Linked DNA regions of Mus musculus: region 2 is linked to region 1. A link is a loop called in an ENCODE intact Hi-C map of the cell type or tissue named here. Cell type or tissue: left cerebral cortex. All regions are shown on one strand. Each heading gives the region's core, and the rest is flanking DNA. Links, peaks and the distances in the headings are about the cores only.

Evidence for each region. Hi-C counts contacts between places; a loop is a spot of excess contacts. Peaks named below come from ENCODE experiments on the same cell type or tissue, not always from the same donor. Only the 100,000 strongest peaks of a DNase experiment are listed, where the experiment ranks them.
Region 2: it touches region 1 in a loop (4-fold over the local background); 1 of 42 quality-filtered maps calls a loop at or near these places.

Annotation. Positions count from the first base shown.
Region 1 is chr7:120,915,178-120,922,868 of GRCm38, reverse strand. It overlaps Polr3e (polymerase (RNA) III (DNA directed) polypeptide E), which reads right to left and starts at 5,091. Exons shown (of 21, transcript NM_025298.4): 1 at 4,959-5,091. It overlaps n-TLaag4 (a tRNA gene), which reads right to left and starts at 5,352; the gene lies at 5,271-5,352. In left cerebral cortex, for the core only: a CTCF peak has its summit at 5,194 (motif pointing right); DNase peaks (open chromatin) are centred at 3,501, 4,112, 4,467 and 5,194; H3K4me3 peaks cover 1,658 bases; H3K27ac peaks cover 865 bases.
Region 2 is chr7:121,973,259-121,977,258 of GRCm38, reverse strand. All of the region lies in intron 3 of Cog7 (component of oligomeric golgi complex 7), which reads left to right. Among named protein-coding and RNA genes, the nearest start is that of Cog7, 6.4 kb to the left of the region's middle. In left cerebral cortex, for the core only: a CTCF peak has its summit at 2,030 (motif pointing right); a DNase peak (open chromatin) is centred at 2,023.

The DNA of each region.
Region 1 (7,691 bases), core at 1,394-5,393:
AGCAAGCCGTTCAGTCAGCTTTTCTGATGCACCTTTCTCCACAGGTGCTGTGCAGGGAAGGGAAGCCCAACACCAAAACATGGTCTCCTTTCTGTGTCTGTGGTGGAGGCAACAGTGAGGAGGGAGGGACAAGCCCACAAAGGGCGAGCAGGGAGACCCAGGCCAATACACGCCAACTGTACCTCTAGGGAAAAAAATTAATGACCAGTTTTACAGGTTTCTTGCCCACTTAAAAAGAACTCCCAGCCAGGCCTGAGGAAGCTGGCAATCACACTGGAGACTTGAGGGTCCTGTGCTAATATGAAAGCCAGCTGTCACTCACACGGCCCACAGACTTCCCAGCGTCTCTTCAGACAGCTGGCTGTCAGGCTCTAACCCCAGTGAGCCAATTTGCTGTACTTTGTGGTCAAAATGACCCTCTTTGAATATTTTCTCTTGGGCTTATGAGGCAATAAGGCTGAGTGGTGTGACTGTCTCCATCTTACAAAAAAAGAGATTGAATTCAGGGACAGGGTACAGGAGCTCACTCAATGTCACACCACATCAAGACTTCAAATCCAGGCCTTGGACTTGGGTGAGAGTTATAGATGGGAAGTTCAGTAAAGAGTGGGACCCTCCAGTTCCAGTTAAGGAGGGCCGTGTGCGTGGGCTTAAAAGATGGAAGGAAAAGAAACCCACAACACAGAGAAAGGGAAGCTGGAGCCAAGGATCTGGAAAGGGAAGCCCACGGGCTTCCAGCTCCCCGGCACCCTAAGGCAGAGATGCTACTGGCTAAGAAAAGAACTGAGCATCCAAAGACTTCAGCTGTTCCCGCCTCTCTGCTCCTGGGTAAGACCACTCCAATTTTATCCACCTCATATCTGAATGATATAAAAGGGTACCAGGTGTACCACTGATTGTGATCTCAGCACTTGGGAGGTAGAGACAAGAGAATCATTAGTTCAAGGTCAGCCTTAGCTACATGGGGATTTGGTAGCAAGCCTGGGCTATAAGATGCTGGAGAGATGGCTCAGCGGTTAAGAGCACGGACTGCTCTTCCAGAGGACCAGAGTTCAATTCCCAGCAACCACATGGTGGTTCACAACCATCTGTAATGGCATCCGATGCCCTCTTCTGGTGTGTCTTGAAGACAGCTACAATGTACTCATATAAATAAAATAAATCTTAAAAAAAAAGAAAAAAAAAAACTTAGCTGGGCATGGTGGTACCTCTAACCCCAGCTCTTGAGAGGCAGCTTAAAGCCAGCCTGGTCTACAGGCTGGGACCCACAGTGAAACTGTTTCAAAAGCAAAAAAATTTAAACAAACATTTAAAACAAACAAAAAAATTACTAAGACTTAAAAGGTATGTAAGCAATTCCTTTAGTACAGGATTCAATACCAGCTAAGGCTCCATGTAAACTCACTAGCTGTAGACACAGCCCACACCTGAACTGCTCAGGCAGAGACACCTGCCACATCCTTGGTATCTCCCTTCCTCTCACTTCACACCAGCTCATCCTGTCAGGTCTGCCTTCAAAGGAGGCCAGTGGCCACACCTCAATCTAGCCAGCTCAGCCTCCTGGCTGCTTTCCTGGCTCCTTCCTGCCCCATAGTCACTGCCCAACCCTCGGGTAGCAGAACTGAGTGATGCCTCCCAGGGTCCCCCATCCTCTTCAGAGAGAATCTTTTTTTTTTTTTTTTTTTTTGGTTTTTCGAGACAGGGTTTCTCTGTGTAGTCCTGGCTGTCCTGGAACTCACTCTGTAGACCAGGCTGGCCTCGAACTCAGAAATCCGCCTGCCTCTGCCTCCCGAGTGCTGGGATTAAAGGCGTGCGCCACCACGCCCGGCCTTCAGAGAGAATCTTGACCCTTCCAGTGAACCTCAGCAGACCCCAACCCTTTGCCTCAGGCTCCACCCACCACCACCTCTGATCTCTTTCCAATCCATCTGAGAGCCATACTAACTGTTCTACGCTAACTTCAGGTCCCTTCCTGTGCCATTTTCAGGGTTTTGTTCAAATGTCATCTCATTCCTAACGTGATCTGTCCCTACTTTTCAAAACTGAAAACTGCCCCCAACTGCTCTCTGACCTCCTTAGTCCATTATCACCATGGGGTAATTTCCACCCTATCTGTCCTTCCTACCATTAAGCTGTAAGCTACAAACTAAGACTACTTCTGCCTTGCTGTATCCCTGGTCCCCAGAACTCAACAGATACAGCACAGCTCTGCCTGGCACCTGAAAGTGTGACCTGAAAGGCTGCTGTGAGCTCCAGAGGGATTCTGAGCACAGGAAGGTCTGGACCAGGGAAAGAGGCAGCCGGTGGGAAATGGGCCATCACAGCACATCAGGACACGGCAGGCACAGTCCTACATGGTTGCCACTGTGCATCTGCACTGGCTACTGAGTGTCACAGATATGTGTTAAGCAGGTACTGGCTCTACAGGCAGCTGTACTTGGTGGCCCATTAAGACAGGATTTCAGGGGGAACCAAGGAAACATAACACATGCAAAAAGAGGCTATGGTTCCCAACTATTCTTCCAGGGCTGAAATTCTGCCCAGCCCTGCCATCAGGCAGAATGAGATCCCTCTGGATGATAGAGGCTCCTCTCTCTCTCTCTCTCAACACGGCACCCGATTGAGTTACCTGCAAAGGTCATCACCTCCCTTTAGCCTCCCAGACAACTGTATCCAATTCAGTGGCTTTTAAAGGTTTAGCCTATGACCAACAATAATATTTTCCCATCAATGATGCAGAAGATACATGGAAATGCCACAGCTGAAGCAGTGTTTTGTGTAGCATGACTGTTACATGCCACACAGTGATGTTTTCCATCCTTGCCCTTGCAAAATAAAAATGCTGGTAGCAAGACCCCCCAACCCAATTTTACAACACTCACTAATGAAACTTGACCTGTCAACAATCCAAGCTTCCAAAGCAAGCTGTGGTGACCCATGCCTATAATTCCAGCACTTGGGAGGCTGAGGGAGGAAGATAACAAGTTTGAGGCCATCCTGGGCTATAACATAGCAAAGCCTCATCTGGAAAAAAAAGTTACAGACACAAAACAAACAAAAAGGCTTCCCTAGCTCCACCCTCCTATCTCCAATGCTCAAGAGACTGCCATTCTTTGTGACTGTCAGTAGCAATGCTACTATAGCATTGCTGCCTTGCTCCCAACCCTCCAACTGTCCCATAAAACAAATCCTTCCATGGACCCCTAAGCCCTTACACGATCTTACCCCTGTCTCCACATAAGCATCTCCTCATGGCCTAGTGACCAATTACTGAACTTCTAACAGGCCAAGCCCCAAGCATCCTTGAGGACACTCTGCACAACAATCCCAGGTCATTTTCTTTTTTTTTTTTCTGGTTTTTCAAGACAAGGGTTTCTCTGTATAGCCCTGGTTGTCCTGGAACTCACTCTGCAGACCAGGCTGGCCTCGAACTCAGAAATCCACCTGCCTCTGCCTCCCAAGTGCTGGGATTAAAGGCATGAGCCACCACTGCCCGGCTCACCAAGTCATTTTCTGGATGCTCATTTTCCTTATATGTAACCACTGCCAGTCCTTCCAGGATTAGACGTGTTCCCTGACAACTCAACTGAAACAGCCGCTTCCAGCCCCTTCCATTACAAGCATAATTCCTTATTTCCTGAATGGTCCTAAGCTGGAACTTCCTGATCTGCTTGCTGGTCAGGTGTTAGCTGTCCTCTGTACTAGACTTTAAACTCTACGAAGGCTTCTCTATGCTTCACATTCCTGGACCATTAAGTGGAGATAATAATTATACTTGGTCGTGGTTATGGGATCATTACTTTTAAAATTAAAAAAAAAAAATCACAGTTCTTTCTCCCAAATATTAATGATGCCAGGCATCAATATAGTACCAAATAATACTCTTCTCATTAGCTGTGCAAATCAAAATTTATAGTGCCCAACTTCGAATTGGTTTACCCAAGGTCACAGCCCCCCAAGAAAACAGGTAAAGAAATCCAAATCTAGCTGATGCCAAGAGCCTTGGTTTTATTCTTAACTAACATGCTGCACATCTCTTTGGTAAAAGGCAGTATGGTGTAGTGGTTAAGAGGTTGGACTGCCGTGCAAAACCTTACAGGTTCAAATCCTACCTCTTCAATATAGCAGCTGATTAGCGACGTGAATTGCATAACCCTGGGTCCTTTCCTATTTTAAACCACACACCGGCTTCAAAGGGATAAGGCGAACCTAGAAGGACTGTTGCTACGTGGCAACATGTTTTCTTCCAATATAAGACCGAACAAGACAGCCACAAATGAAAGAAGCAGGAGTGTCACCCATCTTACACTCATTAAAACACCGTAGCACGGGAATCATATCCCCATTTCACAGATAAAGGTATGATCTTATCTTTTCGCTCCCAAACCCAGGAACTCTAAAACAATATTCCAGGATGACCCGGTATGTGCACCATCCCCCGTTACTGGAAGGTCCCCGGGTCCACGAAGCAGTCGCCACTCTGCTTAAACACAGATCAATGAATGAGGCGTCCCGGGCCCGCTCGGGCTAAGCAGAGTTGACCAGGTTCAACGACCCCTGCCCATGCAGGCGGCCCCGAGTCCAGTGGCTTTCTCCATGTCGCCGGTGCTCAGGCGCCCTTCCCACTCTTCCGAAAGCCGCCACGCCACCGGGCACCAGTGCCCTCGCAGGTGCGGTTCGGGAGCCAGGCCCGGGCGGGGCAGCGCGGCCGAAGCCTGAGTCAGCGCGGGCCGCACCGCCGTCGTCTCCCCACCGTCCAGCCGAACGGAGCGACCCAGGCCCGGGGCGGCCTGGAAAGCCGGGCGGCCACCTTGCGCCCTGCCCTGGTCCCGGGAGGCCGCGGCCCCTCGGCACGCAGCGGCGGGGGCCTGTCTGGCCTAGTCAGCAGCGCGGCCCGGAGCACCGAGCGAGTGCGACGGCTGCGACCCGGATCCCGAGGCTGCCGAGTCGGGGCTCACCTCTCCGCCGGGGCCGCGCGCGGGCGGCGGAACGGCCCAGGGACCCGCGGGCTGCAGAGACGGCGGCGGCCGGGTCTTCTATCAGGCAGCGGCCATGTTCCTGCTGGAGAAACTCCGCCGGACACGTGGGGGGAGCGGGGCCGGCCCTCGCGCTTCCTCTTACCCACAATGCCCCGCCCCGGCGCGCGCGGGACCGCCCCTTCGGCGAGCTGCTCGTGGTGCAGAGAGCGCACATCGACAGCAGGGGTCGCCGCTGCGCTCGCAGAAGGAACCTAGAGCGAAAGACGCTGAGACAAAAGAAAAAGCCTGCCTTGGCAGCGGTGGGATTCGAACCCACGCCCCCGAAGAGACTGGAGCCTTAATCCAGCGCCTTAGACCGCTCGGCCACACTACCCAGCTGTTGACGTCGTTTTCTAAGAAGCTACTTATTGGATTGACACGTATATTTTCTTTCGATTCTTGGAGTTATATTTATTTATTTTATTTCCTGCCGATAGAAATTGCCATAAACAATATTATCATCATGCCACTTATTGAAATAAAAGTATTTAGATGCAAGCTTGTTCCAAATAAGTTTTAAAGCAAAGGATAGTTTATTTTGCGTTCTGAGTCAGTTGGTTAAGGTGTCAGGTTAAGCCACTCAGACACTCAAAAACCCGAATTCGATGTCTGGTTCTGTCAGTAACTTTCACCAAGCTCTCAGAGCTGAACTGTAACCCCAGGTCTGCAGAGTTCTATCTGAAAATTTACGTGTTTAAATTTTTAGTACACAAACAATTTTAAAACTTTGCAGATAAAATATATTCTTTGTAATATTCAAAATAAGATTCTTCGAGCTTTGACTTGCTCTAGTTTCCTAGTACCCAGCATTATTGGCTGATTGTACATCCTTTCTGCTCTTTTGCTGTCAATGTTTATCTCCATAGAAAATAGTTTTGTTCATATTGTGAATGGGTTGGTATATAAATATTAACACAGTAACACATAGAGATATACAGCTGGCTGGTTTTTCACTATACTTTTGATTTATTTTCTGTTTTGCTTTTGTTTTTAACCAGACTTTATTTTTAAGTATCTTTGCATGTTAATATGCCCATACAGACTTTTACGTTTACTTTATTTATTTGTTTGGGAGTGGGGAACGGGCGGGGGCGGGCCGTGGAGGTCAGAGGACAACTTGCCTGATGAATAAGTTCTTTTGTTCCACCCTGTGGGGGCGTCTTAGGTTGTCAGGCTTCGAGGCAAGTGTGTTTACCTACCTTCTGACCGAGCTATCTCACCAGCCCTAGATATTTTAAAACACTGAAAAAGATGAAAAAAAAAATAGTCACACACACCCCATATTTCCACCACCTAGAATTAAACTCATTTCTGCATTTACATTTGAACATGCATACATATTCATTTGTTGTTTAAACTAAGGTTCACAATGCCCAGGCTGGCTTTGAACTACGTGCATTGATGAGTTTGAATTTCTGATCCTCCTGCCTGCACTTCCTAAGTACCAGAATTACAGCCTTGCACCTGGCCAATATGGCATTTTGCTTCCAATTATTTTCTTGTGTACATAATTTTTATTAAAAGTTACACAAGTAAGGCCTTCGAAATGGCTAAGCGTGTAAAAGCATGTAAAAATCCCTGGGACCCACATGATAGAAAAAGAATCATCCACAAGCTGTTCTCTGTCACACATACTCACACGATAATTAAGTAATTAATTAATTAAGTAAGATACACAGGTGATAAATGTAATGTACACTTTAAAACTGTGTCTTAAAATATGGGCTAAGAGATGGTAAGCACACTCCTTTAGTACCAGCACTTGGGAGGCAGAGGCAGGTGGATCGCTAAGTTGAAGGCCAGCCTGGTGTACAGATGAGTTCCAGGACAGCCAGGGCTAAACAGAGAAACCCTATCATGGAAAAACTGTGTGTGTGTGGGGGAGGGGGTGGGGTGGGGGGTCTGTGTGTATATCTGTGTGTGTCTGTCTGTGTGTGTCTGTGTGACGTAATGGTGCATATCTATGGTCCCAGCCATCAGGAGGCAAATGGCAGAAGTTTTTAGCAGATTTGAAGCTAGCCTGGTCTACACGGTGACAGACTATGCTCCAGGCTAGACTGGTCTACATGGTAGAAGTGTGTTTCAGGCCAGTCTACATAGGACTACATAGGATATTCTGTCTCAAAACAAAAATAAACAAAAATTTAACAATATCCTGGACTATGAGAGTAAAGTCCACCACATTTTTAAAAATCCTCTCACAAGCACCCTTCCAGTTTACAAATAATATGAATTTGACATGTATCCTTCTAATAATTTTGAAAACTACATGCATAAATCCATGAGCAATATAAAGTGTGCTTTTCTGTGTTATCACAGGATACCAACACCTTGTTAAAACTTTTCTCCCATATTATGTTTTTGAGATCTATTATATTAGTCCATGCTATAAATAAACAATACTTGTTTCTAACTTTCAATATGGAAGGAAATACCCCTATCTGTGGCTTCTACTTTATACATGAATTTTCCTCCGTGTTTTCTACCAGAAATGAAACTCCCAAAGCATATGTTCACTTCCTTTTCTTGACCGGAGGTAGAAGGGGATGAGACAGGGTCTCTTTACATGATTCTCGATAACTTAGAACTCCATGTTGGCCTGGAATTCAGTGAGACCCCACTGTCTCTGCCTCCTGAGCACTGGCATTAAAGGCGTGTGTCACCGAAACTCTC
Region 2 (4,000 bases), core at 1-4,000, 1.1 Mb before region 1:
CTTTACAGGGCACAGTGTACCAGGCATTTACAGAGGAGCTTGGGGCTTGGTGTCAGTAGCAGCGGACAGAAGCATTGGGCTGTCCTAGGGGGAGGCTAGCCCTGAGTATATCCACCCTCCTAAGGAAGCCCAGGAGACAGGCACAGACAGAGAAGATGGGCTGAGTGTGACTTTGGCAAGTTACTTCACTCCTCAGGGGCTGCAAAAGTGGAAAACAGTAATAGCTTTGAAACCTGCTTGCAAGTGTGCAGAGGAGTGATGTGATTTGAAGAACTCCCAGAAAACAAAACAAACTACAACCCCAACTCTCCAAGCCCCTAACTTCTCTTCTGTACACACTTAACCAGTTGTTCTCCAGCTGTCCCCCCACCTTGCCCACAAACAGCACCATGCATGGTGTGAGTACCCGATAGCCCTCTTCCCCTCCAGTCTCTCTCCCTCTGAAACTCCTTAGTAGCTGTGGCTGGCCCTTCTGAAGTCTTCCAAGCATTGGAGGTTTCTTTTCTTTTTTTCTTTTCTCTTCTTTTCTCTTTTTCTTTTCTCTCCTTCTCTAGTTGTTTTAAAGAATTTATTTATTTATTTATTTATTTATTTATTATTTTATGTGCATGTTTTGTTTGTTTGTTTTTTGATTTGCCTGTATGTATATCTGTGCACTGCATGCTTGCCTAGTCCGTCAGAGGCTGGAAGAGAGCATTGGCGATGGAGCTGTGTTGTAGATGTATCAGCTGGGATGGGGCTCCTCCACGACTTTGTATTTTGGTTACTTGTGGTTTTCTACAACAGTCTCTGTCTGTTGCAAAGAGAAGGTTCCTTGATGAGGGGTAAGGATTACACAGGTGGGTGTTAGGACAGATGTTTAGACTGTAGCTCTTCTTGATCATCTTTGTTTCTGTCTGTAAAATGGGAACATGTATAGGCTCCTGTCAGTATCGCTATGAGGATTACCCTTGTGGGAGGGACCCTATAGGCTCTACAGCAGGCAGGGAAAAGTGGATTATGTAGGAATGAAATGCAGATGAGCCCGATTTTGGTAACTGGTGCTGGACCAAGACTTCTTGGAGTCTGACTCAGATCATTTTACTTTAGCCATATTTAAGCACAGCACAATTGTGGAAAAAAGGATTCAGAAAACAATTAACTCAGCCCTGTGAGTACAATGCAGATTAAGACATGTTTACATTGACACTCTTTACAAAGGCCGTGTGGCTTCATCTGCCAAATGGGGTCTTGTTGACTTAGAAACAGTGCTCAAGGCAGGGGTCTAGGGAGAATGCCTGAGGTCGACATGATATCTGGCCCTAGGATAGCACAGAAGTCACTTAGTCATTGTAAAGTACAGTGGCATCTCTCACAGGATGAGTTTCATGGCCTAGAAGTAGAGCTGAAGGTTTTCCGGGGAAGTCTCTGGTAAGCAAACACAATATCCTGGGGATACAGGCAGAGCCTGGCCCAACAGGTAGCGAAGGATTACCAGGCTGGAAACTACATTTCCCCAGCATTCTGGGAGAACTGGCTAGATATCGTCTCCCTTTGGGGAGATCAGCTGTGTGTTTAACTTTCCTGGCTTCTCCAGTGTGTGCACAAGGCCTTTTTGCCTTCTACATACACTGATCTGTGGGTCTGAGGACAAGTGTAGAGAATGTAATTAGGGATGATTCTGGTTTAGTAAAGGGGTGGTTGTAGGTTCTCCTCCAGGATCCTTGACTTCACCAGCCTTGGGTAGTTGGCTAAGTTGCCAGTACCAGGCATGGTTTCCCCTCTTACGTCTCATGAGGGAGGTGTTGGTTACCACAATGTCTTCTCACTACTAGTGCCCACACTCAGGGTTATCAAGCGGTGCTGGTTGTTGTTGTGGTTCATAGGTGTCATAGCTGGGTAGGACGCTTGTTTGTCTCTTTCCCTGGAAACTTCATGAAAGGTAGTGCTCAGAGAGGGGCTTGCAGGTCCTTTTCCAGCTCAGGCTTCTCTGGGCCCTGTGTCTCAAGTGCATGTCGTCTTCAGCAACAGGGACTTACCTTCCACCACTTGGGGGCAGCCAAGGGCAATAGCAGTAACCTGTAATGTTGTCTCTTGGACAAGAACCCTGACCAACAACTGAAAAGAGGGCTTTTCCTGCCTGGTGTTAGGTTTTGTTAAATAGTGTATGGCTCTGGGAGGGAGCATTGTTAGCCCAGATGGGAAGATTTCATTTAATCATATTATGGGTATTTTTACGTAGGTAATAGTTTGATTCATTATGACTTTTCAGACATCTTGACTGCTCTTTTACCCTTCTCTTTCCTTCTTCTGTGTTTATCCCCCCCACCCCCCGTAACTAGAGACACACTCCCCATTTTTCCCATTTCCCCTTCAGATCACTTGCACTCTGCTCTCTCCCTCTCTATTGCTTCTCCCCACCCACTCCCAGTGCGCCCTTCTTACTTTCCTGCTTTCTGCAGTTACTCCAGTACTGGCATCCCTGGTGGCTGACAGTGGCCCGAGAGGAGATGAGGAGTCAGCGAGGGAGGGACATGTCAGATGAGGCGTCTTGCAGCTCTGACTGAGTAGCAATCAGGCTGCTTCTCTATTTACACAGATTTCACAGAGCAAAGACAGATGATAACATTTTGTCTCTGGACATGTGTTTAATTTCTCATTAAATGTCTGGGGTTACAAGTTAGCATGATTAAAAAGTACAAGTAGGACAGATTCTATTTTTATTGTTAGCCCTCTAACTCCATAGAATCTAAAGAACGTTTCTGCCAAAGCCAACACATTTATTGTATGACAACCTGATTTTAGGCTGGCACTCCAGACAAATGGAAAGCATCAGAACCAGGCTTTTTATAAATAGCAAATTCTGTCTTCAGACACCAGAAGAGGCCATCGGGTCCCATTACAATGGTTGTAAGGCACCATGTGGATGTTGGGGATTAAACTCAGGACCTCTGGAAGAGCAGTCAGTGCTCTAATAGCTGAGCCATCTCTCCAGCCTGAAGAGCAAATTATAATAGCTAACTCCTTTACTGTACCCTTCCATCACCTATGCTATAAAGTAGGAAAAGTTATTTTAGTCTATCTCATTTACTGAGTTTTACTCTTCCGGGGGTGTATCTCATATGGCCCCTATCTTTAAACTACATTCAGAGAGCTCTAAGTGTATTATAAAAAGAGACTTAGAATCTGTTACTAATTCTCCTGGGCAGTTAGGATTTGTCAGTCGTCTCTGTTTATCCTGTACCAGTTATAGTGTTAGCATTTGCTTAGGGGCGGATCCCTAAGAAGATTCCTGGACTCAAGGCCTCATAAAGAAATTTCTAGCATCCTAGTGCTTATCTGTGCTCATCACGATCTCCAGGGCATAGGGATCACTTCCAAATAGGCCCAGATAAAGTTGTTTCCCTAAAAGCAGAAGGGAAGTCAGTTTAAGTCTTTCCTTAAAAATCTCAGACATAATTCTCTCAGGAAAAGACATAAAATGAGTCACAATGCAGAAAGTCCCCAAGAACGCAACACGCAGAGATTGAACCTAAACGTGAGAGACAGCAAAAGTGATGGCAGCATTCGGCTCAGCTTGGCTAGGGCTGCGCCAGAAGCTCCGCTGCCCTCTTGACTTTGGCTGTTCCCAGTGGGTGTGGCTGTGTCACTCCAGGAAGTGCGCCACATCTGAGGATCTCAAACTAGGAACCTGGAGTGAGAGAGGATGCGAGGTATGTCTGTCTGAGTCTGGGTCACCCCACGCAGTGTCACCTTTTCTAGTTCCGTCCGATTTCAGCTTCCTTTACAGCTGAACAGTATCCCAGAGTGTATATGTACCACATTTTCATTATCCACTCATAAACTGAAGAGCATTTAGGTGATTTCCACTTTTTGACTGTTGTGAGGAAAGCAGCTGTGAATGTGGCTGAGCAGGTACCTGCGGAATGGGGTAGGAAGTCATGTGGGCGTTATGCCAAGGAGTGATACGATGGCTTGTGGGACTGATTTGGGTTTAGCTTTTTGAGACTTCTCCACACTG